7 separate regions of the Mus musculus genome follow, and all the other regions are linked to region 1. The links are chromatin loops, found by intact Hi-C in ENCODE. Cell type or tissue: heart. All regions are shown on one strand. Each heading gives the region's core, and the rest is flanking DNA. Links, peaks and the distances in the headings are about the cores only.

Region 1 (4,360 bases), core at 156-4,155:
TAAACACATATATCTTGAAATTTATATCAATAAAGGCCAGCTTTGTCTGTACACGTGTATGTATACAATCAAAGTCCTCTAATTACCCTGAAAGCCATCTTTCCTCATTTTGTATCTGAGGAAAGCATTTCAGAGATTAGATCTAGTCACATGACTCATAAGTGTGTGTGTGTGTGTGTGTGGGGGGGGTGCGCAGAACCTGATTATGTGTAAATTTAGGGTAAATATTTTGGTTTTCTATAATGAACTATATAGTTTTGTCTAACAACTATTTTCACTGCCCTGGGGTAAACTTTTAATGATATTTGTTTTCTGAAGACTCACACAAAAAGTGTGTGTGTGTGTGTGTGTGTGTGTGTGTGTGTATGTGTGTGTAGGGACAGAGAGAAATGGAGGGAAACTTTAGTCACCACCTTAAAAGAGGGCAGTGTTTGGCAAGAACTAACAGAATAGTACTTTTGCAACTTAGTGTTCCAAATTCTATCATTCAGAATACTCCTTTGACATGTGACATCCGAGGAAAGAGTATGAGTTCACTATAAACTTCACTACATTATGAAACTTCATAAATGTTTAACAGCTGTATAAAGTTTTATTGTGTAAGTGTGCTGTGTTAACAAATCATAGGAGACTCCTCCTCTTCTTTTTCCGAGACAAGGTTTCTTCTCTGTGTAGCCTTGCAGGTGGTCTCCAACTCAGGGATCTGCCTGTATCTTTGCTGGGATTAAAGGTACCACCAGGCCGACAAAATTCTACTATAATCATTGCAGGAAATGTTCACTTAGAACACTGTCCACAGCTCTTATCCTAAGAATTTCTAGAAATGGAATTACTGGTACAAAAGATATGGCACCCTTTTAATATTCATTTTTGAATACACGTGTACAGACAGAGCTGGCCTTTATTGATATAATTTTCAAGATATATGTGTTTAAGTAATAACTTCTTAAAAGGAGTTGTTCTGTTTTGTTTTGTTTTACTCCAGGGTTAGTAAGTCTCAGTTGCACTAAGCCAGTAGATTCAATTTTGATTTTTATTTTCTTGCCATTCTATATTTTACTCCTCTCCATACCCAACTCCAAATGGCATGCTTATCTTGTCTCACCTTTGCCTTGACTGTCCTTTCTAGCCTGAATCTTGGAGGTGAAAGAAAAAAAATCCAGAACTGACCGTTGTCTTTATCTCGCTTGACTCCCATTTTCACTCAATTCCAAGTAATTCTTTTTTAAAAAAATTTTAAAATTTTTCTATTTTTTATTTTTTGGTTTTTCGAGACAGGGTTTCTCTGTATTTCTCTGGCTGTCCTGGAACTCACTCTGTAGACCAGGCTGGCCTCGAACTCAGAAATCCGCCTGCCTCTCTGCCTCCCAAGTGCTGGGATCAAAGGCGTGCACCACCACTGCCCGGGCCCCAAGTTTGTTTGTTTGTTTTTTTGAGACAGGGTTTCTCTGGATTTCTCTGTGTAGCCCTGGCTGTCCTGGAATTCGTTCTGTAGACCAGGCTGGCCTCGAACTCAGAAATCCACCTGCCTCTGCCTCCCAAGTGCTGGGATTAAAGGCGTGCGCCACCACCGCCCGGCTTGCTTTTTTTTTTCTTTTTTTCTTTTTTTTTTTTTTAATTTAGGAAACGCACAAGTCTCAAGTGCACCGGCTCTGTTTTTCCTAAGATAAGGTTCACAAACAGTATTACTTGGGTCCTTTAGAGGACTTTCACAATCCCACCGCTCATTCTATTCAGGTACATTGGATTAAGCATGCAAAGATCAGATGCCTGTCTCCTTCAATGTTTGGGGTGATCAATTTACTTGTGAGTCTCTAGGTTCCTAGTCTGGACTGCACTGGTGCTGAGCCGCAGGAAGGTCAAGTTCAAGTTGTCCGCCGTAGCAGACACCCACACCCTGGAGGGTCAATGCAGTCCCCAGTACTGCACAGTTTGCCTTCTTTAAGGTGTCTGCCCTTCTAATCCGCAGGTCCAGGGCGTTTCAAGGCCACAGGAAGGCGCTCGGGGCAACTGCCTCCCACCGCCCTGGGCTGCTTTCTTAAGGAGGGGTGGGCGGGGACGCCGCCGCCGCTGCTCTTCAATCTCAGGCAGGCTGCTTGCCGGGTCTCGAGCGGACTAGAGGCTGAGAGTCGGCCTCCCGGGGCCGCAGCGCGTTTCCGCCCGCCCCTCCCCCAGCAAACAGGAACCAGCACCGTCCCGGGTCCCGCGCTTCTCTGCTGCCCTCCACCGGGGGGACTGCCTTTTATAGACACTCCGGCCAATGAGCGCGCTCCTTTTCCTCGGCCCGCCCTCCCAGCCAATCGTCGCTTCCCTGGTGTAATCTTCGGCTCCTCGGCTGCTCTCGGCGATCTTCGCTGTTGCTGGCTTTTTCAGGAGCTGCTCGCTGGCAGCCCGAGACGCTGCTGCTTTTTTTTTTTTTCCGGGTTCGGAGCCATTCCGGATGCTTTAGGCTGCCGGATGTCTGATCTCCGGATAACTGAGGCGTTTCTGTACATGGATTATCTGGTAGGTGCGGGGCGCCGGCGGCATGTCGCCTCTCGGATCTCGCGGTGGCCCATGGCCCCCTGCCTGGAGCAGCAGCCTCTCGGCTTTCTTTCTTTGGGATGGGATGCCTTGGGTTGCTTTCTCCCGGGGCTGGCTCTGAGGGGCGGCGGCGGGGGGAGAGGACGGGCTGACAGGTAAAGGCGCGGAGGGGACCGGCGGGACTGCGGGAGATGGGGCCACGCTCCGCGCGCCTCTCCGCGCTCCCGGCGCAGGACTTTCTTTCCGGGGAAGCTGGAGTTTTCCGCTCTCCTCTTAGCAGAACTCCAAGAGCTATTAAAGAGCCATAAGCAGAATGGCTCGCTAAGTGCCTGGCAGGTCCGGTCATTTGGTCGTTATTAGATCTCTAAAGGAATGACCTGGGTCGTGGCGGGATTTTAAAAACACATTACCAGAAAGTAGACTGGACTAAACCACATTGCAACCCGGCCTGAGCAGGATTGGGCAGGGACAGGCATTGCCCCGCGGCTGTGGTTGTGGTGCACGCCGCTTTTGTGCATGGTGTGCATGGTTTGGCAATCGGTTTGAGATCAGCCCCGTGCTGGGAAGTTTAGGTAGGAAAAGTTTTTTTAGCACAGCGCTGGAACGGAACACTTAGACGTGTTTCTAGAATTGTGCAAGCCTCGTGTTTTCGTTCCAGAAATTGTATTTCCACAGAGCTGCCTGTTTGTGGTCAAGCAGATCCTTTTTGACATGAACCGTGTTCGATCCTGCCCATTTTCTGCGTGGATGGTGTCAGAACGAACGGCTGTTGCCATGCAGTGCTGAAGTAGAGGGTTAGAAGTGTTGGCCCTTCTGTCATCCTGTAGGACACATGGTTTTTCCACTGCAGATTGGCCTAGCAGAGATTTGTCAGTGCCTTCTAGGAATTACACTTAAGGCTGTACGGAGAAAGACCGAATACTTTCCAGACCAAGAAAGAGAGGGCTGCGTTGTAACGTTACCAGTGTATGAGGGTTTATTCAGGTGTGTAGAAACTGGCAAGGATGGAGACCAGTTAGTGCGCGACCTTGAGAACAGAGCCGAAGTCAGAGTCTCAGTTGAATTTTGGTTTTGCTGTCTATGTATTCATGGCAGTGACTTCTATCTTTGTCATAAAGGGGTGTTATCGCTGCGCCAGGTTAGGTGGGCTATCTGTGAACATTCTTTAAGCGTCCTTGTAGGTTGATGATTCTCAAATATGTCCAGGAGGCTATTTTGAAAGTTAAATGGTTGGTTGATTTGTAGTTTACCCATATCATGCTATGGCTATGTCTTGTAATCTGCCCCACAAAACGCCAGTTTGCTGAGAAAAAAAAATTACCAAATAAGAAGAAAGTATAGGGCATCTTACCTGTACTGCTAATTTTGGATACTTAGTGATTCGGAGAGGTATTCGGGGCGGGGGGTGGGGGGTGGGGTGGGGTGGATTCTCATGATCTGCTGAGACTGTTGTAGTACTTCAGCACATAGCTGTCTTTGAGGTAGCAGGCCCACTAAAAGACCTGAGGGAAAACAGCATTGCAGATTGCTCAGGTCACCTGCCATGTAGACATGGGTTCAGAGTAGATGGATGAATATTTGTAGGTATAAGGTTACCCTGGGAGTTTAGGTCATTGTCACTGGGCCCTGGGTTTCACTTTGACTTGGCCCATCTGTTTTACCTGTTTCCCTAACACCTTTTTTTGGCTTTCGTATAAAATCATTGTTTGGCCACTTCAGTGTGCTTTCAATAATTCCCAAGTGCCTTGAAGCTAACTGTCCCGTAAAAGTCAGGGGCTATACTGGAGGTGGGGTGGGGGAGAAAACAAAGTCTTAAAGGAGACAGGTCAGGTTTTAT
Region 2 (4,360 bases), core at 70-4,069, 56 kb after region 1:
CACAAATTCTGTGTTACACTCAGCAAACCTCTCATTTGACAACTCACTTAGGTTATCTGCACAAACCCTACTTCTCTAAGTTTGAAGCAAAAGGAGCCGGGCTCAGAGCTCCAAGCCATAAGTTCCATTTTCTTACAGTGGTACTGTACTGCACATTTTAAGTAACAAATGACAATCCTGTTTTATCTTTCCAGAATTTATTTATCTTTTTATTCACATTGCATCCCAATCATAGCCCCCACCCATCCCCCACCCAGCCCCCATTAATGATCTTAAAAGATTCAGGAAATTTCAGAAAGATCTGCTAACTTGGATAAACAAGAACCCCATTGATATCTTAAGCTGACATATGCATTTATAATGTGCCCTACTTTTAAACAAGCCCCTCCTTTGTCTCAATGGTGTAATCTACTGTACCTTTAAAATTAGTTTTTCCATCTTTTCTCCTACCTTGGCAGAGAAACCACTTGTGTCTACACTGAAGTCTGGTCCTTTGGAATATGGGTAGTGTCCTTATTAACCACCTGCTGATCAAAGCTCGGAAGGCAACTTAGAAACAAGTGTCAAGAGCAGCAAATGCATTCCTTCTAAAAAGAAGTCTGCAAACTTTGACTTCAAAACTTCTGGATGCGCTTTTGCAACTGAAAGGCTCTGAAGAAATGAACCGAGCCAACAAAGTAGCTCAATGGGGGAAATGGAAGAACTTTCCACAGTTGGGGAATTCTACTCAATTCCCCAGCAAATCTTTCGCCTGGAGTAGTGTTGAATTTTTTTTTTCCAGCATGTTACGTGCATTCACAAGTTTAACACAGTGTTGTGTCATTTATCCAGGTAGCCCTCAATGCTAGGTCTGTAGTGCAGAACATTATCTATCTTCAATGGGCTGATAGTATTGCATATCTCTGAGTACATTCTAGATGACCGTTTTTAATTTATTCATCAAACAGTTTTGTGGGCCTGACTTTTCTTCCATGAATTTGTGCCTTATGTAGAGTATGCTTAGGAGCTGTGTTCTGCGTCAGTGTGTCAACCGTGCCTGGGATTGGAATCACATGGGTGACAAAGACTGGTGGCTAGGTAAAGGCGGTGGCGCAGGTTTGTAATGAATACATTCACGGCTTGGGTACAGAGCGTCGTAACACATCTGAGATACCAGGTGCCATCCCCGCAGTGAGAAAGGGAAGGGGGACAGATACAAGGCTGAGGGCGAGCCTTCTTCACCCCTAGGTTAGCCAAGTAACTCAGTGTTGGGGGTTTGTACTTGGGGTTTTGTAATGTTTCAGTGTTGGGGGTTTGTAATGTTCCCCAAGTGATTTTAGTGTGCAACAGAGGTTGGCACCTTAGGGCTTGTAAATAGTATAGCATTCAGAATATAAAGTCTGAATTTTCTTGGCTCCATCCTTCTTCCTTAGATTAGGAGAAGGGTGTTGATAGCCATTTCAAAATACATTATTGGACAATTTAAAAAAATTATTCAGGGTGTGTGCGCATGCTTTTGTGTGTGTGTGTGTGTGTAGTCAGTTCTCTTTGTATTTTGCTATGAGCTCTGGAGGGCAAGCAATTTCCCTCTGAGCCATCTTGACCGCCCTAACTGAACCTTTTCCTTAGTTCTTGTCTGATTCACAGTATTAGGTTTTCTTTAGGCTCTCTGAGTCGTGCTTAGTATGTTGAAAACGTGATTTAATTTAGTATAGGGCTGGGTTGAAAACAAACTTTAAGCAAAGTTACCTAACAGTGCAAGACTACCTTTGTATCCTTTTGTGCCTGTTTGTAATTCTCCATCTCTTCAGAGCTGGCTTGTCCTCACTACAGATGCCTGCTAGAGAGGAACTCCCAGTTGACTCTGCCTGTTTTGCACCTCGTACCCTTGCCTCTCATCTTCAGTGTTCCTGCTATCACTGGAGGCAGCTCCTTATCTGTGAGCCTTATGAGCCCTCCTCCTCACATCCCCAGTTCTTCCTACTGTCTTCTCCCTCATAGGCCTTCCCCTGCATACCCTCCAGAGCCTTCATGATCTTGTTCCTCCCACATCAGACTGCAGAATCAGGTTGTTGACGCTCTTTAGCTCTTTACTTTTAACTGGGTTTTGAAAAGCCGGGCTCTTTCAGGTCGACCAGTTCTCCCAATTGTACCTGATGCATGCATTTCCCCGCTCAACTTGGCTCCTTGCCCAGGCATTGTCCACACTTCCCACGCCCCAGGAGATGTAAATGCTAGTCCCAGCCATTGATTGTTCCAGGCTGCCTGACAGAAACCCATCCCCTGTTCTTGTGCTCTAATGTCCTCTGCTATGCCTCAGGAATTTCGGGAACCTCTTAAACAACAGGGGAGTCCCTTCTTCACCTCTACGGCTTCCTTTCTTTTATTGTCTAACATCTTTAAGCATGTTTATTTTGTACGTGCTTGCAGGCATGAATGAGTTCGCATATTTGTGCATGCACACGTCACAGGTCTGTGTGTCGAGGTCAGAGGCCAGGCTGCAGGAGAGTTGATTATTTCTTTCCACTATGTTGGTTCTGAAGATTGAACTCGGGTCACCTTCCTTAGTGGCATGTGCCTTTGCCCTCTGAGCTGTCTCCTCGGACTTATTATCACTATTCTTGAAAAATATTTCCCTGCCCACATCTACATTCTTCTTCTCCTCTTAGGCTTTCTCGGAAATTATTTTACTGAGAGTAGAGATAGGAACCCTTTCATTTTTTCCCTTCTAACTCCTGTATTACATTTTCTCCATCTCCTCCTGCCTTTTTCATCTCTCGTTAATAGGATTCAGAGCGGAGCAAGGCAAACTCAAGCCTTTGAGCTATTTTGCAACTATTTATGTTGCACCTGGTGTGTGAAAGATACCTTCCTTCTTAGGAGTCGTGCAAACCCCACCCCTATTGATGTCTTCTTCTAGAAGGGAAGACCCACAGTTAGCAAATCAATAAGCCCACACAGGGATATCAGGTGTTCGTAAGACTTGTAGTGCTTAATAAGTCTTGGGGAGGAATTTACCGGGTGGGAATCAGTAAGTAGGCTGGGCAGAGAAGACAGCCCAGATTCTGAAACTAAGAGAGCTGGCTCAGTCAGGGAAACAGCCAAGTATGGCTGGAGAAACTAGGGGGCAAGGGAAAGAGGGGAGGGGCAGAGGACATGTGGATGTGGACAATGAGGGTAGTGTCTTGTCGTTATGAGGAGTTTAGCTTTGATTCTGAGAATGATGGGAAATGTTTGTTTGGAACACTTCCCATCTTTTTGAAGCTAGTTTGTGATAACATCCTTCCCGCCCCCCCCCCCATCCTCCGCCCCCGGAGATTGCTTATAGCATATATGACCCTTATCTGGCATTGGAATCATTTCTGCTATTTTGGGGGAGGTTACAGTCGTGGGATAAGTCAGTCACAGGAGGGAGGGCGCTGAGAGTTAGAACTGGGTTCAGGAAGAGTCCAGGAAGGAAGGCACTGGATGGGTTTATGGGAAGAGAGGCTGAGATAGCTGAAGAGTTCCAAGGAGGGGGTGAAATGGAGGATGGGTCTCCTTCCCAGCATGCACCTTGTGCTGAAGTCTGCAGAAGTTAAGACTGCATTCTTTAGACAGCAAGTGACGCGAGCGTCTGAAAGAGCACTCCGTGGATTATGTAAGGTGGATTCTGTTCAGCCAGTGACTAAGACTTAGTTCATCTCAGTTTCCGTTTTCTTCCTTATACAACAAGGACATGATGCACCTTTGTCCACAGAAGTGCGTGGATTAGATGAGGTACTCCGCTCGTGTACAGCGCCTTCTCTGGTGTCTGCCATAGAGTAACCTCCTCTCGAACAATGATGAGGCCCCGGAAAGAAAAGTGAGATAAGAAATTGGTGCATGTGTGTGTGTCTGTCTGTCCCTCCCCTCTCCTTCCACATGCTAGATAAACACTCTTACTGAGCAGTGCCCCTGGCCCTCTTTTTGCCCCTTATTTTGAGATGCCATTCCACCAAGTCACCTCTGTACTCACTCTACCCCAGGCAGGATTTGAACTTGGGACCCTCTTATCTCAGTCTCCCAAAGTAGCTGGGATAGTAGAGCAGTGGCCTCAGGCCTAGCTAGAAATTGACTTTAAGGATACCTACAAAGTGAAAGGGATTATTAGACTTGATTTAAAGAGAGAATTGATAGGATTTAGAAAATGGTTTCCTGCTGAATGTGCTGGGTACCTATAATCCAGCATTTGTGGTGTGGAGGTAGGATGGTCAGCTCAAGCTCACTGCAGTTACATGCTGAGTTCTAGGCCAGCATGGTCTACAAGAGACTCTGCCTCAAAACCAACTAACTAACTAACTAACTAACTAACTAGCTAACTAACTAACATTTTCTAAAAGCATTGTCAACATTTTTATTA
Region 3 (4,360 bases), core at 212-4,211, 590 kb after region 1:
AGAAATACACTAATGGTCCCTTAAATTTGTTTTCAGTTCAAGTTCTATAATGAGCACATTAGTATTACATTATGTAAATTAATCTCCATAATGTGTAAGTGGGAAAGGTCTAAACTAGGTCAGCATAAAGTAATCACTGGAGTATTTTATCTTAGAGAACAATTTGGTTTTTCCCAAGTTCCTCATGTGTAAAACACTTTATTACAAATTTATCTTTTACTTTCCACCAGTATTACAGTATTTATTTTCCAGTGACTGCGCTCTCTCTCTCTCTCTCTATATATATATATATATATATATATATATATATACACACACACGCATATATATATCTATTTACAGATAGATAGATAGATAGATAGATAGATAGATAGATATAGTGCTCTACTACTGTCTGCAGAAAAGCCCCCGCCCCACCCTTTCTGCAACTCTGGAGTGCTGGGATTAGAGTTTATGTGCCCGAGGAACGTTTTATTAGGTGCTGGAGACTGAAGCCAGTACATCATGAACTCTAGGCACTCTCTGTACCAACTCAACTCTATCCCCAGTCCCTGAGGCCTTTTACAAATCTCCTGACTTTACTAAGGGCAACCTTTTCTTTCCCACAAAACAACCACTACTTAAAACTGCATCAAAATTTGTCTCCAAAAGTTCCAACCAGCTCACTTTAACTCTGTATTCCCTCTGTATTGAGCTTAACACTAATTTAACAAGCATTTTGATAGATACTAGTTCCCTTTTTCTTTCTTAAAGGTATTTAATGGTTTGGTCTTGTTTGAGACAGGGTCTCTCTAAGTAGCTCTGGCTGTCCTGGAACTCACAGAGATCCAGCCGCCTCTGGTTCTGCCTCCCCAGAGCTGGCTGGCATTAAAGGCTTGTACCAGTGTGCCAGACTTTTCCTTTTTTTTTTTTTTTTTTTTTTTTTTTGTACCACATTCTTCCCACCCCTTACAGACCCATCCTCACTGTGAACATTGAATGTAGTCTCCACAGCATGCAGCTGTCAATACAAGGCCACTCTTCACAGGAGCAAACTTCGAAACAAGTGATAAAACCCAGTATCTTATACACCCAGGAAAACAGAGACTACGTAAAATAGAGCAATGCTGCGGAGGGGGGCGGGGGGGAAGGGAGGGGGCAGTCACCACAAGAAACCTTCCGGCATCTAGGGCTACATAGTGTGATCTGTCTCAAACAAACAAACGAAGTAAACAAATCAAAATAAAAGCCACCTTGCTGCCTGAGAGCGTAGCTCCGTGGTGGAACTTAAGACTGGAACGCACTGGTTAGAAAGACAAAAAACAGGTACGCTGTAACCTTCCGATGGATATTGCTATAAACTCTGAAGTCCTGAGAAGTTTTCCTCTTATGCACAATGATGAATACAACAACCTTTCTGTTTGGAAGCCCAGCCGATATTAACTAAAGCCAGGGAAAGGATAGCAGGGATTTACCCTTTCAGGCTGGAATGGGGCAAGCAGGTGACAAGCGGAAGGGATGTAGGACATTGGGAGAGAGGTCGCCCAGACTCCTCCCCTTCTCAGGAGCCACGATCCAGTTCACAGCTCCTCCGCACAGACCCTCGCCCGTCCGCAGCTGCAGAACCCCAGGCCCCGCAGGCGCCTCGCCGGAAACCAGCGTCGGTCCCCGCATCCCGAGGAAGGGTCAAGGGAGGACGCGTTCCCAAGGCCGCCTCCGGGGCCCAGCCGGCCCAGCCTCCCCCAAAGTGGAGCGACCTGGGAACCCTGAATGAATAGCTCGACAAGGCTGACAGTTATGTTACCTGGATGGAACTCTACAGACGGAAACGGCAGCTGTAGCCATTGCCCTTCGCCCCAACATCGCCTGTCTCAGCGACACTGACATTGAGACCGCCGCCATCTTCCTGTAGGCAAACGCCAGGATGCGAGTACGGATCCCCGCTAGGGACTCACTTCCTCCGTTCTCAAAGCAATGCGGCCGCAGTGAAACAGAGGCATGTTCTGTTTGTTTTCCTTTTGCGATTGAGGACCTAGAAAAGAAATTAAAGTTCTAGCTGAAAGAACTAAAGAGGGAAATGGATGAAAGGACTCAGTGAATGCAAATGATGCCTCTATAGAAAGTAATCCTTGTTAGTAAGGTTGGTCATTTACATTGAGGCTGAGAAGCCCAAAAGAAAACGCTTCGAAAAATGTAAACACCTGTAACTCATAATTTTTCAAAGAACTCGGAATATCTGAGGCTGGGCCCACTGGAAGAGCCGGAGGGCTTCTTGAGTCTTTGAGAAACTAAAGTAGTACTTTCCCAAAGTGTTGCCAGATTCCGTTTGCAAGCCTTCAGAACAGGCTGCACTCAGTTTGATGGTCTGTAGTTATAATAATCATATTTTCCACACTAAAAAGCTAGCCTCGCAAAAAAAAAAAAAGGAAGAAAGAAAGAAAGACCATATGGATTTACATGAAATCTAGTGGGGGCTGGGGATGTAGCTCAGTTGGTAGAGTGCTTGCCTACCTAGCATACAGGTACCAAAGGCTTGGTGATCTGCTCTTATAAGCCTTTGATTTGAGGTTGAGGGTAGAGTATGGAAGGTTGTCACTGGAACTACCAAGCAAACACCTCGCCCCCCCCCCCGCGCCCCACCCGGAAAAGGGGCGGAGCCATCTTGATTATTCTTCCTATCTCCATCATCCCTTCCATTTGTCACCCATTCCATTCCAATGGCCATTAAAAGTAACAAAAAGCAAAGATTATAAACGATAACCAGGTTTAAGTGTCCTATCTAATCGCACCTGGCTCCTCAGTGCTTCAACAAACCTTTTCTTTTCTTTTCTTTTTGTTTCCAAGTCTGCGATGTCAAATCCAGGGACAGGTGTGCAGTTCATCACTGATCTACATTCCTAGCTTCTTTGTTTCTTGTAAGAGACAGTATCTCTCGATGTTATCCAGGCTAGACTTCAACTTACCACCCTCCTTCTTCAGCCTCCAGAGTATTCACAGACCTTTTCATCCACTAATGTCTTCAACGTTGTTTCTCAAACGATACCCCAACACTGATGGGAGAACATTAGTTTTCATATTGATATAGCGTTGGCCTGGGTATTCACAATACCTGTCATGATTCTTTCTTAATGTACTTATTTATGTATGTATGCATACAAATGGGTGCCACGGCACATGTGGAGGTCAGAGAACAGCTTTCAACAGTCAGTTTTCTCATTCTAACTAATGTCATAGGTTTGGTGGCAAGTACTTTACCACTGAGCTGTCTAGCGGAGCCTCTTAGGGTGGTCCTTGGTTGCTCTTTTTGCCTCCATCTTTGAAATGTATTTAGAATTTGATTATGTTCCCTGCCTCTCCTAGTAGGACTCTGATCCAAACCACAGTCCCCCTCTGCAGGGATGTTTGCATTTGCCCAATCTGCTTCAGCTCAGCAATCAAAACTATGGGGTCAGAAGTCACACATTCCCCTCTTTTCTACTAAACACCTTTTCTAGCTCAGCTCATCCTCGGAAAAGCCAGACACCTTATTATAATATTTTTTAAGGCCAATGTAGGGACGAAGATGTAGCTCAGTGGTATGGCATTGGCTTATCGTGGACATATGCCTGAGTTCAGGCCTAACACTGGAAGGGAAAAAGACTCCTGACTTTACTCACTTACTCTGTTAGAACTTACTCTGTTCTCCGTCAGTTGCTATACTCTAAACCCAATAGATATTTCCCAATATACCAGGCATGATTCGGTCTGAAAGACTTTACCTTGGACATTCTCTAGGCCCAGGATGCTTTTCTAGCATCTGGAATACTCTTCTCCCAGTGATCTCCTCTTTCCCTTGCCCCTGCTCTCTGTCTCTGTCCTTCCTCCTATAATTTTCTCACATGTCCCCTTCACTGGGAGGCTCTTTCTAACCTCCAATTTCAATCTCACCCTAGAAATTTCTGTATGAATTTCCAGGCTTCTTTTACTTCTGCTTTGCATTTTGTACGTTGTAGCCGTTTGTGGAAGTTCTATAATATGACCAGGGAGGCAAGAGCAAAAATCCTTTGAGAAATAAGATTGATTTCATTTTTTATGGCTTATTTAATTTTATTGTGCATGCACTGATGTTTTTGCCTGCATGTATGCCTGTGTGAGGGTGTCAGATCCCTTGGAATTGGTTTTATAGACTGTTGTGAGCTGCCGTGTGGGTGCTGAGAATTGAACCCAAGACTGCGAGAACAGCTGAATTCTCAACTGCTGAGCCCTCTCTCCAGCCCCGAAGATCAATTTCCTAGTGGCTTTTCTTACCTCCAGGAAAAATTTGTCTTTTAAATTCTGCAATAAATATTGACCAAATAAAGATTTTTCTTTTTACTTACAATAATTACCAAGCTATATAATT
Region 4 (4,360 bases), core at 82-4,081, 56 kb before region 1:
AACAAACATCCGCCAGGTCTTATTTTAGAACTGAGAGAGGAGCTGCATTCCCTAAAGCAACAAGCTTCCCCTTACATCTATTCTACCTTGAAACCGTCGGGGGTGGCCACCACCCAAGTGGATGACATACCTGGGCAGGGAGGATTTAACGGGAAGACAGAGGAAAACGTTTGGCACAGCAATTCCCACAGTCACACCTGAAGCCACATCTGCTCCTGGTACCCGTTGGTCCCAAGAGAAAAAATATGAAGACCAAAACTGGCGGATCTTGTGTGGCTGCTCCTCTGCCTTAGCAGAGGATAGCGGGAGACCTAGCGTTGTTACGAGTAACATCGGAAGCGTCCCAGTTGCAGTGAACAGGCTGAGGCGAGGCAGGTTAAGTGTCCCGAGAAACACGTGGTTGTGTCTGAGGCAGTCACTGTTCACTGGACTCGCCTCCCTGCCATCTTGGTCTGAGGTAAGCATGCTGTCTCTTTTGTTGGGGTTTTAAAGCACAGTCTTGCCTCTATGAAGAATTCAGGGTCCTAGAGGACCCTGCACTGAGGAAGAGTAAAGAAATCTGCCTCCTTACCCGCAAGGTACTTCCAAGTCGGCTGTTGATATTTTCGTCTCTCAACAAACACTCCTCATCTGGAGGCTAAGCAATAACCTCTCGGAAAAAGGGTCAACTGGTTCGACGGAGAGGAAACCTAGGCTTACCTAGCAGTCCACAGTAAGTAACATCCCCCATTCAGATGCAGAGAAGTAGCGAGAGCCAGGGTGAAAAGAAAATCAAGAGAGGCAGTTTCCATCGCCCTTCCTACAAAAGAATGGCCCAGAGACCCCGGGGCAGCCCTTGGGTGGTATAAACAATCGCTGCTGGCAGACCAACAGAGGTAGAAGCGAGTTGATGAGGTGGGCTTCTACTTAGCACAAAGCTAAGACGGAGAAATCTAATACAGCCGCAGATCAGGCAGAAAATAAAGCGTTGCTGTTGGATGGCGTATGTAGAATATTAGCGGTACCCACAAACAATGGGTTTGAATTGAAGAACACCAACTTTGCCAATCAAAACTTTTCCTGAAGGCCATATAGTTGTCGCCTGGCCATATTGGACAGGCCTTAGTGGGGACAGGGGTGGAAAAGGAACATCTCTTTCTCAGATATGGATTTGTCATTTTAAAAAAAAAGATACATTATCTGCTTGGGAAAAAACTGGTCTGAAAAGCAGAAGAATGTGAGAGGCAACTAACTGGGTGATTGACGGCTCAGCTACTTTAAAATTCCAGAACATGGGAGAGTTTGCCTGCCTAGAGGGGCCATGAAAGTCATAGCACACTGTTGCATGCCGTAGGTGATAGTGACTGCTCCAAAGTCACCGAGGGGCAATAAGTCAATCAGCCCATCAGATTGATCAATGAACTTTAGGTTCTTCCACCATGGTGACTTAATAAAAAAAAATTGGTACATAATTACTGTACATGTGATAATCCAGATCTTGTATCTATAGCTTTTAAAATATCATGTAGCCTTTCACTTTGAAGGCACAGCTTTAAGAAACTTGTATGTGTTTATTCCTTATGCTATATACTCACATTTATATATAAATAAGCAAGGCCTTGTGAGTGTACATAAGATACTCACATTATCGGTAAAGAGTCTGGATAGGAAATCATTTTCTGTCAGGTGCCAGAGCTCTGAGATTTAGACACTGGGAAGCACAAGGCTTGTATAAGACTAATCCAGCTGGGCTGTGGTGGCGCACACCTTTGATCCCAGCACTTGGGAGGCAGAGGCAGGCAGATTTCTGAGTTTGAGGCCAGCCTGGTCTACAAAGTGAGTTCCAGGACAGCCAGGGCTATACAGAGAAACCCTGTCTCGAAAAACAAACAAACAAACAAAAAAAGACTAATCCAGATGGATGTAGTACAAAAAAAAAAGACTAATCCAGATGAATGGATCCAGTTTTGTAGGTTTGTGTATATTTGATATGTTTCTAGAGATAGGGGACTATAATAGCCATTATTATGTCCTGTCCAGTACTTTGCCAACAAAGTTGATCCAACTGATGGATCAACATTTCTGCCTAGGGTACAGTATGCCAGGCCCAGGCAGCATTGGATTCCTTGACACCACGGCATTCCTATGGGTAGGAGCCTTGGGTATTTCTGAATTAATGTTAACCCAGACGAGGGGAAAGATGGCAACATCTCGCTGCGAACAGCATTAAAGTCTGCCAGATCGTTTGGATGTTGAGTTGCATGTATTCCTCAAAATCTGACAGTGTAATACTCCCCCAGATACATTTTATGGGGAGAAAATGAAATTTCAAATAGCTTCTCCCAGATGGCTAGTAAGTCTATATTTCCTTATAGGTTTGACTCTGAAACCAATACTTTTAGAGTGAAATAAATAAATAAATAAACCCAAGGTATTTTCACTTGAGAAAATAAGTTGATTTGATGAACCCTGTAGATACTGTTCAGGGGAAATTTAATATTGACTTAAAAAATACTTCAGGTTCTTACAGGTTTGGTAAGTGAGAAAACTGAGTTACACACCTCTAATGGCACCTGTTTGCTTAACCTGCTACATAAGGCTTCATGGGAAGAAATATGACCCTGCCCTATGGGAACCCTGTTAGTACATATCTCCCCCATGCCAGATAACTCCAAAGACTTGGCAGTTTCCCTGAATACCACATCAGAAAACCAGAAAGTAAAATATCAGAAAAATCTCTTCAAAACTTCGCCACTTACTTAAAAGTGGTCTTTCCATGCTAACTAGAACCTTCTCCTCTCTAGTCCCTCTGCAGAGCTCCCAGAAGCCAGCCTGCTAGGATGCCTCTGTTGCCTGGGTTTCATGTTTGACTTGGAACAGGCTTCTCAAGACTCCATGAAGCAGGGAGTTTGTTTATCATCATCATCATCATCATCATCACCATCACTATCACCATCATCATCATCATCATCATCATCACCATCACCATCATCACCATCACCATCAACATCATCATCACCATCACCATCACCATCACCATCATCATCATCATCATCACCAACATCATGTCTCTAACCCACAAATTGCACATCGACAGTAAGACATGGCCCGCAGTGAGCCTACAAATGTTACAAGACTCTAAACATTACAGAATGGCATTTTTTTTTTTTTTTTGGCAAGAAAAAAAAAAAAACCCCTGAGCTAATTGAGGAGAGAAAATGAAAGCTCAATTAGCAAGGGAAGAGGAAAAACAGATCAATACCGGACATTTGCTGATTTTGGAAGATATAGAAGAGCTGAGGTTGTGTAGATAAAGTACTGGTGGACTAGGGATCTATAAGTAAGATAACAAAGAAAAGTTTTGGAAAAAAGACATCTTAACAATTTTAGATTACGTTTGTCTTGTATATGCACACACACACATGTGACACAGTGTGCAGGTGGAGGTCAGGGGACAACTTGTAGGAGCTCATTCTTTCCTTCCACCACATGGCACACGGGGCCCAGGTATTGAATTTAGGTCACCAGGCTTGGGGCTGTCTTTATCCACTGAGCCATTTTGCTGGCCTGAAAGAGGACTTTAACAGTCTACCTCCATTCACTTTACTGTTTTCATTGTGTTTTTATTTTCTAAATAAGGCTCTTAAATTATCTATAGGGACCCTGTTAGCACACATCTCCCCATTCCATACAGCCCAAGTACTTGATTCTCCTTTGCTACATGCAACACCAGCAAATCAGAAAGCAAAATACCAGAAAAATCTCTTCAAAATGGTTTATATGTGATATACATAGATCTTTCACTCTATAAGTTACATAGTGATAAGGGGCAGACAGAGGGACACAGAGAATATTCCACTTGAGATTTAGTTAAAGGAGTTGATGTGCCTGTAAATTTGAATTTCATGACCTCCATGAATCCAAGTCTGAGAATAGTCATCAAATGTACTCAAATTCTAAGAATGGCACACTTCCTGCTTGAGATGGGATTACTGTATTCATGACATTGAATAAAAAGATAGATTTCAAGATCTTTTGTAACTTAGTCTGATCATTCTTGCATTTCTCATTGCTCATATAAGATCAACTCCAATTTAATGGGAAAAAAAAAACAGACAGTTCAAGGGCATCTCTTTCTTTAGGTTAGGAAAGTTTTCTTCTATAATTTTGTTGAAGATATTTACTGGCCCTTTAAGTTGGGAATCTTCACTCTCTTCTATACCTATTATCCTTAGGTTTGGTCTTCTCACTGTGTCCTGGATTTCCTGGATGTTTTGGGTTAGGAGCTTTTTGCTTTTTGTGTTTTCTTTCACAATTCTGTCAATGTTTTCTATGGTTTCTTCTGCACCTGAGATTCTCTCTTCTATCTCTTGTATTCAGT
Region 5 (4,360 bases), core at 133-4,132, 71 kb after region 1:
AGTGACACAGCGCCTTTGAGAAGATTCAGATCGTAAGAAACCCTTCCTTGCTAAGAACCCGCTTTCATTTGTTTGCTTGGTCCAGGTCAGTCTTAGTTGTCTTAAGGGCACAGCCTGCGGTCGTCTGAGAGAAGAGGCTTCGGTTGGGTCATTGCCTAAACCACACTGGCCTGTGACAGAATTTGTGCGGGACCACCTTGGTTGTGAATTAGTCCATAAAGGGGCCCTTAAACACTGGACAGCAGCATCCTTAGTCAGATGGCCCTGGGTTATGTTACAAAGGTAAGTAAGCATCCTGGACATCACCACCCTTATTAGGTGGCCCTGGGTTCTGTTGGAAGGTTAACTAAGCTTGAGCCTGCGTTCGAGCCAGCAGGCAGCCTTCCTCTGTGCCTTCTGCTTCGAGCTCCCGCATCAGGGTAGCCTTGACTTCCCTCCGCGATGGATTGTGACCTGGAAGTGCCTATGTCAAACTCACCCTCTCCTTCTGTTGTTATTATTGATCAGGATCTTAACCAGAGCCACGGAAAGGAAGCGACCATGGTCTGCAAGTATTTTCCAGTAGCCTGTTGTAGGCATTAAGGCTGTGATAGCAGACTAGACACTTACTAGTGCTGTAATTGTGGCAGGTGGCACACCTATACCAAACACTTGCAATGCAGTGTGTGTTGGGGGCTCTAGAACAGGATGAGAGTAAAGCGTTGAGTGAGTGTGGATAAAGGATGCCCAGTGGACCTCAGTGTGGACTTTTTGGTGCCTTCTAATTTTGGAAGTGTTCCTCTCTGTGTGTATGTGTTCTCTGTATATTGCCAGTATAAAATAAATTTAAGGTAAGTCTAAAATGTGAGCATCTGGTGGTACCTATTGAGATCATTTAGTGGCTTCGGAATGGCAAAGCACCAAGGGCTGGGGGTGTTGCGTCAGTTAGCGACAGGCTTGGAAGGCGCACTCAGAGGTGTGTGTGGTCTTTCAGGAACCCAGCCTTGTCTCTTGTTGCTTCTCCTTTTGCAGTGCTTGCTAGAACCTTCTTGTCCCGAGCAGCCTCTCGAGCTCGAGATGCCCATGTTTCAGACTCCAGGAAGGAAGAAGGACAACAATAGTCTGCCGGTCTTGTTTAAGGAAACTATCTCAAATGCCCATCCATTTCTGTTCTCAGACTTCAGAACATAAACAAATGGTCACATTTAACTGCATGCAGATAAGGCCGAGTTTTCCCCACTGGGCTGTGTATTCAGAGCGCCTCCCCCCCCTCGTCTAGAAGAAGAACCTCTTGCTGCCCAAAATACCTTGTCAGTAACTGTGGGAAGAAGGCTGATGGCACAATTTTATTTGCTTAGCTATGCTAACATTTGTGTGGAAAAGAGATTTTTTTTTATTAGTTACATACAAACCTGTGACTATCGAGGTGATATTTGAACTGGGTCAATGCTGCGGATGAAGTTCAGATCCAGTGTGATGTCTCTAAGAATACCTGTTCCGCCCACGAAATACCCTTGATTTTCTGCTTTGTCCCAGAGACCTGATTTCCTTGAGAGTGATTTGGAAAGCACTTTAACACGTACTCAAGGATTTTCTTGTTCTTTGAAGTGGCGCTTAGTCTGTGAGGTTGGCTTAATGTCAGGGTGAAGTTCTTGAGTAAGAACTGCTAACGAATATGAATTTGTAACAACTCTGAGATGCCAGTGACCTCTAGTGCCCGTTGCAGCCCTCACTGGGGAAAGTGACTGCACACCAGTCAGCCTTAGGTTTTCTATTCCCCGTTTGTTTCAGAAGTCAGGGGCTTTGGGGATACCACCTGGCAGTGTCCTCCTTCCTTCTTTGACCCCCCACCCCACCCTGTTGTCTTTTGTTGTTGTGTATTGTAAAACCAGTCCTGGGGTGAAGTGTTTTTCAGCTCAGAGTTTGAAGCTGAGCGTGTTGGCCTCTGGAAAGCAAAGGGTCACTAGCCCCGGGGCTGAGGTTAGCTCTAGCCAACCAAATATCAGGGTGCTTCCTCTTGCCTTCCCACGTTGTTAAACTCAGGGATAAAGTGATGACCGTGATAGCAAGGATTAGCAGAGTAATGATTTGGGAAGAGTAGTCAGGACTCTCCTTTGAATCCTGGTCCTCACCCAGAAGAATGTACCAATTTCAAGGATGGAGAGATGGCTCAGCTTTTAAGAGCTCTTGATTTTTCCTGCAGAGGACCTAGTACAGCTCCTAAAACCCACAGGACAGCACACAAAGGGTCCATAACTCCAGTTCCAGGGAATCTGATGCCCTCTTGTGGCCTCCCCTGGAACTGCATGAACATGATGCACACACATATATACATGCATGCAACACGCCATACATAAAAATAAACTACATAAATCTTTTTTAAATGAAAATCCTACTTTATAAACTACCACTACTTTAAATATATGCTAACACTCTTGTGACTTCATTTTATTTCATTGCATTTAAAATGTAGATCCAATTAGAATTTGTTTTAAGAGTCAGCTTAATTTGTGGGACTATATTTGCCCTCTTATTTGTGGGGCTGTCTTCTTATTTTATAATTCATTTTCATGTTTTTAGAAATACATATGGGCATGATAAAATCCCAGATAGACATTCTGTCTTCATAGATAGAGAAGTTGGGAAGTAATAAATACCAAGAGAAGGCCAGAATATCTCTTAAAGAAGTCTGTTGAACCAGATGTTTCCCATATCATGTGAGTTCAAAACTTCAGTGCCACTCAAACTGGGCCACACGCCATGCATTACTCATTCTGACCTTTAGTGTTAAGTTTGTCCTGCCTGTTAACAAAGGGTTCACCAGTTCTGTTTTCTTGAGGCAATTTGGCCGACTGATAGGAGGTGGCAGAGTCATACGAGACCTAGGTGATAATGGTAGGCTTAAGATGGGTTACGAGATGAGAGCGTTTCAATTGCACAAAGAGAAGGTGTCGTAGTGGGTGCCGGCCAGCTTTGTGATCAGGAGGAGACACCGACACATCATGAAGTAGGATTTCATAGTAAGTGTGACCCCCAGAGAATTGTCTTAGCTCTGTCTGGCAGTTTAAGCTGACTTGGAGATCTTTTGTGCTCAGAAAGAAATCGTTTTTGAAGTATAACTTATTATTGTTTTGGTAGCTGGTGCTCAAGTTCCAGGTGGGAGGGTGTGCCCCCTGGTGGCTGCTGTGCGTCAGTACCACTGACTATTTAGTTCTTCACGTCTAGTTGAGCAGACTGAAGCTAGATCTTGAAGCCCTGCGTTCATTAAGCTGCTGTGCTGGGAGCTGATGTACAAAGATTCCAAGTTCAAGGCCAGAAGATATCGCTATGATGGTAGTTCAACCCTTCATAGATTCCAGAATTTAAGGGTTAGCAAACGAATACTCTTTCATCCAGGCAGACAGTAGAAAGTGGACTGTAATCTCTGTCCTGCCAATGGTTAATTGTGATGGAGAAGGTTTCTATGCCACCCAGGTCTGTGGGAGTTAGACATTGAATTTCTTTGATAAAGATGTCTTCCGATTTTAAAAACAGATAGACCATTTCTACTTGTGACTCAATCTTTTGATATCCTTGTGAATTAAGTTGAATTATTTTCATTTAGGAGAAATAATTATGTTCATAATACTTTTAATTTTTTTTCCTATTTAATTATTTTTAATTAAAATTGCATATAACTTTCAAATGGTAAAAAAAAAATCTGCCACTCCTTTTTCTGTTAATATATAATTTCTCCTCTCAAACAATAAATGTATGCTTCCATAAATCTTGGTCTGTTTGTGTTCTAAAAACATAACTGAACCCATTACTCAATAGCGTCTAACTATTTTTCAGTCTATTTTAAGTGCTTTCCCATGTTATTATGTTTTAAAGTGTTATGTATAAAGCCGAATTTTTTTTATCCTATGTCGTTTAGAGAAACTTGTATAGAATTAAATTCTTTTGACATTAGCCTACAAAGTCAACCAAAGGGGTACCTGAGGCATTGACGCTAACCTTCCAAGGTCTTTGCGGATCTCGTGAAGAGCATTGTCTTTTCATAGGTGTGGATTGAGAGCAATTTTAATACGTGGGAGTTGGGTTAATAATCACCTGAATTGTGTCTATTAGTATTAATTGGTGTTTCTAAGCACTTAGAGCATATTTGCTCAGTTAAGAAAACATAATTTAGTGGATTATTTGGGATAGCTGTTGTGTCCTGGTTCCGGATATTCTTGGTTAACCTGACTTGCTACTCTTGGTAGTCAACTTGACTACATCTGGAATTAACTAAAACCCAGCGGGATGGGAACAACTGCTCATTTTTTTCCTTTCTCCCTTTTTGCTTTTTTCAAGATAGGGTTTCTTTGTGTAGCCCTGGCTGTCCCGGAACTCAGAGATT
Region 6 (4,360 bases), core at 219-4,218, 100 kb before region 1:
GAGACAAAAGCCGAACTAACGCTTCTTTTTTTTTCTGTTGCTTTTTGACTCAACAACGACAACAACAAAATGATATTTTAAAAGAGAAAGAAATATATTTTTTCTATAAATTTAAATTCAATAAAACTCACACCTTTATTATGAGTAAGCACGTCCTAGCAACGACACTGATTTTTCAGAAGCAAGGACAAACTTAGAAGCATCTTGTGAGGGAAGAGGACAAGATGCTTGCTGCCAAGTGTCCTGTTTTACATTTCACAAATCCAACCTGACTTCTCCCTCCCCCTCCTTAATCCCCTAACCTGCATTTTCCCTCTCAGAATCCTCTAACCCCCATCCTGTCTGTATCACTCTCCCTGCCTGGGGGAGGTCAGAAAGAACTGGGGAAATGTCAAAGTCTCCACATCTTTCCATCTTTCCATGTCATACACAGTAATCAACATACAACAAGTCACGTCTAAGGAACAAGAGGTCGCATTGATAGCACTTTAACCAGAAATCTTAATCAGATTGCTAACTTGCAGCAAGAACAGACGATGTCTGGTGATGTGAGCAAAGCCATAGTGTGTGCCCAGCCACTCACATAGGAGCAATGAGGCAGTCTTCGCTTTGCTCCTCTGGAAGCTGAGAAGGAGCCTCGGGTAGACTTTAGCAATAATGAGTTACTATCCGGAGGCTCAGCCTGTCAGCACAACAGAAGCGCTTCCTGGCACCAGATTGCATCGTGCTACCTGCAGGAAGCAACCTCTTCCTGCTCTTGAGGTCCCTATATTGAACAGTGTTTGGCGACAGTAGTTACTTGCGGAACAAACTGTCCTGTCCATGAGAGGAGAGCCAGAAGGACAGTGTGAGGAGGAGCACCACGGATCTACAGCTGAGACTTGGTCATTGCTGACTTCCGGAATGCCTGAGTGCTCCTTCGGCACCTATGCAGCCAAGAAAAGGATTTTGGTATCTGCAAGATGAACACAAGGCCAGTACTTTAAGACAAAAGGTTTGTAAGGACAATGGTGATAGGTTTTCAAAGCCAGCACATGTTATATCTTCACACACACACACCCATCCCAAAATTATATATATATATATTACATAGCACAATCTTGAGGCTTGGCACATATGCTACACCAAAAATGTTCTGAGCATATAATAAGGTTGTGCCAGTACTATATGATGACCAGCAGCAAGAGGGCTCAGGGAGAGGACTCAGCCAGTGATGTCAGTGACATGCTGGCTACAAACATGAGAGCTGGAGTTCAGATCTCTAAAACCCATGTAAAAGTTGGGGATAGTGGCATATCTGTAGTTGTGGTACCAGGGGAGTGACATAGAGTCAGGCTTGTCTAATCAATTAGCGAGCTCCTGATTCCATGTGAAACTATACCTCAAAAAATACAAAGGGGAGGGGTGACAGAGGAAGACAACTGTTGTCAACCACACACACATGCACACATACACACACATGCACACATATATACACATATACACACACTCACACATACACATATACACACACTCATACATACACATATACACATATATACACACATAAACACACACTCACACATACATACATATATACACACATATACACACACTCACACATACATACATATATACACACATATACACACACATACATACACATATATACACACATACATACACATATATGCATATATATACACACACATACACATACTCACATACACACATATACACACATACACACATATATACATACACACATACACACATATATACATACACACATATACACATACTCACATACACATATACACATATACATATGTACACACATACATCTACTGAAGCAAGTCTTGGGTGAGCCCTAAATAGCTACATATTATAATTCTTTACATTAATAGGTTAAGTATGTACCCCCCAGTTAATAACCACTGTCCGAGAAGGTATTAAGGTCAGAGGAGATTAAGACCAAGCTTTAAAGAAAAGAAACAATGAGGGAGAATCTGGGTATAGGTTGACTACCTATACCACAATTCTGATTAATATAGGAAGTACCACAATTCTGATTAATATAGGATCAGAACCAATTCATATTATTTCAGTGTTTCCCCGCGCACTGAAGAATCTCCAAGGAATTCTCATGAAGTATGGCATTTCTGGAGTATTATATTGATAACATTTTTCTTGTACAGATTTAACCTACCATTTCAGTAGAATGTATCTACACAATGCGACACATTTAAAAGGAAAGAACACACTCTTTGTCTTGCAGAAGGCGAATGAACATAAAACTGAAGCTCCAAGCACTGTGGATATTCCTTAATTATGAAAACGGAGTTGAACTCATGTTTGTTTTTATGTTCTAAAATAAATACAAATTAGCTGTCATCCCGGGTGCCACTTTAGCGCTCTGCTGAGCTACCACTAGAGGGCACTATAAACAGACCACAGCACAAAGAAATCCCCTAGACCTTGACTTCCTAGTACTGGCCTTGTCTACGGTTGCCTTACTGAGTTTTAAACAGTTAATGACAGGAGTAAGAAGATATTCAACTTTGAAAGCCAGTTGACTTCTTCCCCCATATCTAGTTTCCCCAACATCTTCATGAATATGACCTCTGGAATTTTCGCCATGATGTGCAAAGAAACATTAGGCGGCTCTTCCTGAGAGAGAGAGTTCAGAACCAGATAGTTCCCCTCGGGTTTTGTTTACTCTGAGACTTTTCAAATGTTTTATGATGCATCAACAAATTATAGAACGATGCACATCTATGTGCTTACCCTGAGATTTAACTAGGAGATACATATATTTATTCTAATCTTTTAAGAAAGACATTACGGAGGCTGAGAAAATGGTTCAGTGGGTTAGCGTTTCTATTCTATAAGCATGAAGACTTGAATTTGAATCCCCAACACCCTTATTAAAAAAAACAAACCAACTGGCAGGGCTATACATACAACCACAACATTGGGGGAGGAGGGAGCAGAACGGCAGATCCCAGAAGCTTTCTGCCTAGCAGCCTCGCTGGAACACCAGGCTTCGAGTTTAGCGTGAGACCTTGCTTTAAATGAACCGGGTAAAGTGTGACAGGGAGACAGATAATGGCCTTTGGCCTCTGAGCAGGAATGCGATCGATAGATAGATAGATAGATAGATAGATAGATAGATAGATAGATAGATAGATAGAATCATAGAGAGGGTTTAAGTCTTTTGAAACTATGTAACCTAGGTCCACTGTTTCTCTGAGTGGACCACTACTGAGAATTGATAGGTGTCCTCATCCTTACATGGAACAGGCCTCCATTCTTATTACAGTCATCTTTATCTGTGGAATTAGCATCATGGATTCAAGTAATAATAGATAAAAAATTGCTGGGCAGTGATGGCGCACGCCTTTGATCCCAGCACTGGGGAGGCAGAGGCAGGTGGATTTCTGAGTTTGAGGCCAGCCTGGTCTACAGAGTGAGTTCCAGGACAGCCAGAGAAACCCTGACTCAGAAAAAAAAAAGAAAGAAAGAAAAAAGAAAAAAAAAAAAAAGAAACCTAGAGATAGTCTAAAATACATGGGAGGAAATGTGTGGGTTATATGCAAATTGTATATGTAGATTAAATGCAAGTCTATTTTATAAGAAGAGACTTGAGCATCCACAAGGGGTAACTGCCAAAGGTCCTAGATCCAATTCCCCATGGGTACTGAGAGATAAACAGTACCCATTGTTACAGTCTGATAGGTACCGTTTCTTTCATTCTGTTTGAATTGTTTTTGTCCTCCGGCTGGATTGGAAATCACATTTTCTTTCTATTCTTTTAGAACTTTATTTTCAGGTCAATAAAAAAAATGATATGTGTGTGTGTATATACATATACTGTATTTAAATCCCTCAGAGTACTTTAGTATGACCCCCATGTTCTCTTTGCTTGTACGTAGATTCCATTGCCCCCACCTCTGTTCCCTTTAACATCATTATTACCCAGCACTCAAATAATTTCATTCCAAATTTTTGAGTGTTGGTAGTGGAAGGAGCATTTCTCTTGATCAGCTCCACCCCCCAACCCCCCCACGAAGTTGCTGGAAATTAATAAATAACCTAATGATCTTTCTTCCGATCTATCTGAGTATCATTATCCCTTTCATTTTTGGGAGACATGTTTAGTGGTTTGTAATTTCATTATGTCTTTCTGGGTACTGTTAACACTGGGTATATTCTGCCTTCACTGCCTTGGAAACAACAATACACCTGTGGTGGCTTGAATAAGAATGGCCCATACAGACTCATTTATTTCAACACTTGGTCCCTATGTGGTGGAAAGGGTTGGGAAGGATTTGGAGGTGTGGCTTTGTTGGAGGAGGTGTGTCACAAGGGGGTGGGCTTT
Region 7 (4,360 bases), core at 74-4,073, 580 kb after region 1:
AAATCAGTAACGAAGCTGCTACCTGGGGACCAGCAGGAGCTCTGTGAGCAAACGGGGTTGGGGGTGGGGCAGGAGAGGCACAGAAGCCTCAGACAAGGATGAAGGAAAGTGTGCAGAAAGACAAAACTTTAATTATAGAAGAAAGAAGAACTGTGGAATTGTAGGTAACTTAGAATCACCAAAATAGTATGAATGCATGCCTATAGGTTGGGCCAGGTGGAAGGTGTTAAAAATGCAGATACCACTGGGTATGGTTGCATTTGCCTATTACCACAGCACATGGGAGGCTAAGGCTGGAATACTGTAAATTTGAGGTCAGCTTGGGCAACTAAGAAATTTGACCCAATCCGGACTGTATAACTAATTCCTATTTTTAAAAAGGGGGAGGAGATGAATGTCCAGGAATGGACAGAAGAACAAAAGATGAGAGCAGAGAATATGAAGGATTCCATAACGCACTGAGAGGTCTGAACTTCATCCTGTATGTAACCTGAAGTACAAATAAATTCAAATGCAGACCAGTTGGAAGCTGAATGACATGTTTCTAGAAATCATGGGGAAAATGGGAGCTAAATTGGAGGCAAATAAGCATTAGAATTTAGTGACTAGGAGCTGGAGAAATGGCTCCAAAGGTAAAAGGTAAAGGACATGTGCATTATGCCTGATGACCTAAATTCAATCTCTGCCTCCCAAATGATGGAAAAGAACTGACTGCTGCAAGTTGTCCTCTGACCTTGGTACAAGTTCACACCCACATATATACACAAATTAAATATATGTAATTGTTTTTAAGGTAAGAATTTAGTGATGAATAAATAAGACCTAAGAGTAAGGAGATAGGAATGAAACAAGTTTCTAGCTCAGAAACCATTCAGACTCTAATGAAAGTAATTAGGAAGGGAAGGCAGAGGAGTGATGAAGGGTTGTGATCATCATCTCATTGTTTCGACTCCAGTGAGATCAAGATGTCTCTGGAAGGTCCTATGCAGAGGAATTTTAAACCTGCAACAAAGGTGCTTTGGCAAGGGATCACATCCAAAGACCTTCTTCTAGGTCTGTGTGCTCTGGCTGGAATACAGACATGCCCTTATTAAGGTACACACCTTTAACCCCACTACGTGGAATAAAGACACGCCCTTGATACTTGCCTTTAAACTCAAATAATGAAAGTAAAGTTAGTTTGTTGAAGGAAGCACACATGTTTAAAAGTCAAATCTAACTGAGGGACAAAGTGATGAATTAGTTGACAGAATGACTCAGAAATACGATATGCCCAATTCTCAAGAACAGACAAGAAAGAGAGGTGACTTAAGAGAACAGTACAAGGTGGCTGGGAGAGAAGGCACTGGGACAGTTTGACAGAGACAGGATTCCTATGAGGGCAGAATGAGCCAGAGAATGAGAAGGAGCCAGAAGACTAGAACAGATTGCCAGAATTAGTTTGAGGCCAAGCAGAACAATTCAGTCAGAAGCCAAGAGAAGCCAGATTGAATCAGTCATTTTAAGAGAGAATAAATAATGATTTTTTTTTAAGTCATGGTAAAGAGCTGGAGATAGAGCTCAGTGGAAGTGCACTGTCTACCATGCACAAGGCGTTGTAGGCTTCAACAACTGCACCTATACCTAGTGAGTGAGTAAGAGAGAGAGAGGAGAATGAGGAGGGAGGGAGGGAGGAAAAGAAAGAAGCCATGGTAGATAATAGAAAGAATATTAGCTCCCTATACAAGCTGTAACAAATTATCAAACAATTGGTAGACTAAAGCAATATATATTCATTCTTTATAGTACTGGAAGTCAGAAGTCTTAATTCCATTGTAATTAATATCAATATATCAGCAGGCCTAGTTCATCCTAAAGCTTTAAGGCAGACTCTGTTCCTAATGTAGATTTCTGTTGGTATATGACTGCATTACTCCACCTCTGTTTCCAACTCTACATTGTCTCTTTATACTCCTCTAATCACTGTGATAGTATTAGAACCACCACAACAATTTCCATTGTCAAGATTCTCAATTACATATGTAAAAATTCTTTTCCTATATGGTAACATACTAGGTTGCAAGGCTTAGCATATGGACCCAACTGGAGGAGTTCATTATTCAACCTAGCACTATACAAAGAATAAAGGTACTTTAGTTATTTTTATTAGTGTGTGCGTGTTTGAGAGAGAGAGAGAGAGCAGAGCATATGTGGATATCAGAGGACAACTCTGTGCAGTTGGCTCTCTCCTCCCACCTTTATGTGAGTTTTAGGACCAACCTCAGGCTGTCTGGCTTGTGCAGCAGTGCTTTCTTTACCCACTCAGTCATCTAGCCAACTCAGAAGTTCTAGTCCTTAAATTCAACAGTGAGTCCATAAGAATTCATTTCCTATTATATTTCCTACCATATGTATGTGCATACATATGTAAAATGTAAAGCAATTTTTAAGACGCAGCTGGGGCCAAAGAGATGGCTCGGCAGTAAACCTGCTTTCCTGCACAAGCCTGAGGGCCTGAGTTCAGTTCCCAAAACCCAATGTAAAACCAAACAAACCATATTTGGCGTTTATTTCTTATTCCTTCGCTATCTCTGCTGTTGTGTGGAGGCTGTCCTGCATCTAAGGCAGGAAGATAGTGGCCACAAAGAAGATGAAAAACTCTCTGGAGTCAATCAAGTTGCTACGAGAAGTAAAAACTCCGTGCTGTGCTGGTTGGTATACAAGCGGACTTCAGAGATGATCAGACAGGGCAAAGTGAATCGAACCACCCTTTCCAGTTTGAAGAAAATCCAAACAGAACGCTGTAACATGTTGGCCAAAACTGGTGTCCATCCGTCTAGTAGCAAGGATATTACAGACTGGTTCTCACGGACGCAGGTGACTGTGGTACCAGTACCAGAGCAGTCTGGTGAAAAGCAAACCGTGCAAGCTTTTCTTTAATAAAAACCTGTCAAAGCTTGTCTTTAAACAAACAATACAAACAAAACAAAACAAAACAACATCACACATTTGGAAGTCTGGTATGGTGGTGTAGGCCTCTAATTCTAGCACATGAGAGGAAGAGGCAGGCAGATCTCAGTGACTCCACACTAGCCAGGGCAATACAGTGACACACTCTCTCAAAACAAACACAAACAAAAACTAAAACCACAGGAGGAGAGACAGGCATCTGTAAGCCCAGCACTTTTGTGGCAACATGAGAAGGAAGACAGGAGAATCTCCCAAAAGCTTGAGGGATAGCTAGCCTAGAATATGAAGTACGACAGCAGAAATCTGTTCTTCATGCCTCAACAAGGTGGAAACAGAAGAGAATCAACTCCTGAAAACTGTCCTCTGATCACTGCATGCATCCTGTGGCCGTGCATGCCAGCATTTATACAAGAACAAAATAGTAATAATTGTCTTTTAAAAACCTACAAAACATAGCTGGACATGGTGGGACACACCTCTAATCCCGGCACTGGGTGGGTAGAGGCAGAAAGATTAGGAATTCAAACCAGCATAGGCAGTACGTCTGAGAGAGAGAAGAGAGAGAAGAGAGAGGAGAGAGAAGAGAGAAAAGAGAGAGGAGAGAGAGGAGAGAGAGATTGGCTAGTGAAATGGCGCAGTGGTAGTGCACCTGGGTCAGGTGGCTCACAGCTGCCTGTAACTCCAGCTCTAGGGAAGATCTGAGCATACACTCTGAATTACATTTCCCAGACTCTAGCATGTGAAGTCCTCCTATCTGCCCATTAGAGTTGAGAAACAACTGCGTAAAAAGTTGAAGATATGAAGACTTTTTAAGGTAATTTAGATCATTTAAGTCCATTCGGGTATGCTAAAATGAAAGAAATATTATAATTAGCTTTTAAGATAATTCAGCCAAGGACAGCGGATCCAAGGCAACTTCTAGTAAACACACTCAACTTGTCTCTCCCATTGAATGTGGGGAGGGGAGGAGGAGGAGGAGGAGGGAAGAGAGGAGGAGGAGGAGGAAGAAGAGGAAAGAGAGGAGGAGGAGGAGGAAGAAGAGGAAAGAGAGGAGGAGGAGGGAGAGGGAGAGAGAGAAGGAGGAGAATCTGGACAGGATCAGAAGAGGCAAAGCTGCAGCCCTGAATCTACCTTACCCACCCCACCTCCACGCTCCAAGCCTAAGCATCACAAAGCTGACAAAAGAAACAAGCACTCTGTAGTAACCTGCTCCAAGTAACAGAAAAGAAAAGGAATGCTCAGAGATTGTAGAACCCACTACTTACTTTCTCTTTCTGTTCCTGGCCCCAACCTTAGGTAATCCCAAAACCACACCAGAGAGGAAACAATGGGTATTTGCCAGAGCGAACCCTGAAGTTCTTTTTCTCTGTTCACTGGAGTGATGGTTCTAAAGCGGTGCCTCATGCAATAC

The links. Peaks named below come from ENCODE experiments on the same cell type or tissue, not always from the same donor. Only the 100,000 strongest peaks of a DNase experiment are listed, where the experiment ranks them.
Region 2: a loop joins it to region 1, with 2.4 times the contacts of the local background. A loop is called at or near these places in 6 of 42 quality-filtered maps.
Region 3: it touches region 1 in a loop (3-fold over the local background); 3 of 42 quality-filtered maps call a loop at or near these places.
Region 4: it touches region 1 in a loop (2.1-fold over the local background); 3 of 42 quality-filtered maps call a loop at or near these places.
Region 5: it touches region 1 in a loop (6-fold over the local background); 21 of 42 quality-filtered maps call a loop at or near these places.
Region 6: a loop joins it to region 1, with 6 times the contacts of the local background. A loop is called at or near these places in 18 of 42 quality-filtered maps.
Region 7: it touches region 1 in a loop (2.0-fold over the local background); 3 of 42 quality-filtered maps call a loop at or near these places.

What each region holds. Positions count from the first base shown.
Region 1 is chr13:113,792,192-113,796,551 of GRCm38, forward strand. Arl15 (ADP-ribosylation factor-like 15) reads left to right here and starts at 2,317. Exons shown (of 5, transcript NM_172595.4): 1 at 2,317-2,505. The coding sequence starts at 2,458. In heart, for the core only: a CTCF peak has its summit at 2,222; DNase peaks (open chromatin) are centred at 2,270 and 2,970; H3K4me3 peaks cover 2,395 bases; H3K27ac peaks cover 2,009 bases.
Region 2 is chr13:113,848,669-113,853,028 of GRCm38, forward strand. The region is part of intron 1 of Arl15 (ADP-ribosylation factor-like 15); the gene reads left to right. Among named protein-coding and RNA genes, the nearest start is that of Arl15, 56 kb to the left of the region's middle. In heart, for the core only: no CTCF peak of the experiment used is centred there; a DNase peak (open chromatin) is centred at 2,183.
Region 3 is chr13:114,386,176-114,390,535 of GRCm38, forward strand. Ndufs4 (NADH:ubiquinone oxidoreductase core subunit S4) reads right to left here and starts at 1,919. Exons shown (of 5, transcript NM_010887.2): 1 at 1,784-1,919. The coding sequence starts at 1,881. In heart, for the core only: a CTCF peak has its summit at 1,889; a DNase peak (open chromatin) is centred at 1,896; H3K4me3 peaks cover 1,855 bases; H3K27ac peaks cover 1,370 bases.
Region 4 is chr13:113,735,835-113,740,194 of GRCm38, forward strand. It overlaps Gm31276 (a long non-coding RNA gene), which reads left to right and starts at 317. Exons shown (of 3, transcript XR_001781061.2): 1 at 317-457; 2 at 579-712. In heart, for the core only: no CTCF peak of the experiment used is centred there; no DNase peak of the experiment used is centred there.
Region 5 is chr13:113,862,842-113,867,201 of GRCm38, forward strand. The region is part of intron 1 of Arl15 (ADP-ribosylation factor-like 15); the gene reads left to right. Among named protein-coding and RNA genes, the nearest start is that of Arl15, 71 kb to the left of the region's middle. In heart, for the core only: CTCF peaks have their summits at 2,276 (motif pointing left) and 3,147 (motif pointing left); no DNase peak of the experiment used is centred there; H3K27ac peaks cover 465 bases.
Region 6 is chr13:113,691,153-113,695,512 of GRCm38, forward strand. No RefSeq gene overlaps it. Among named protein-coding and RNA genes, the nearest start is that of Hspb3, 30 kb to the left of the region's middle. In heart, for the core only: a CTCF peak has its summit at 2,408 (motif pointing right); no DNase peak of the experiment used is centred there; H3K27me3 peaks cover 292 bases.
Region 7 is chr13:114,372,475-114,376,834 of GRCm38, forward strand. All of the region lies in intron 1 of Ndufs4 (NADH:ubiquinone oxidoreductase core subunit S4), which reads right to left. Among named protein-coding and RNA genes, the nearest start is that of Ndufs4, 13 kb to the right of the region's middle. In heart, for the core only: no CTCF peak of the experiment used is centred there; no DNase peak of the experiment used is centred there.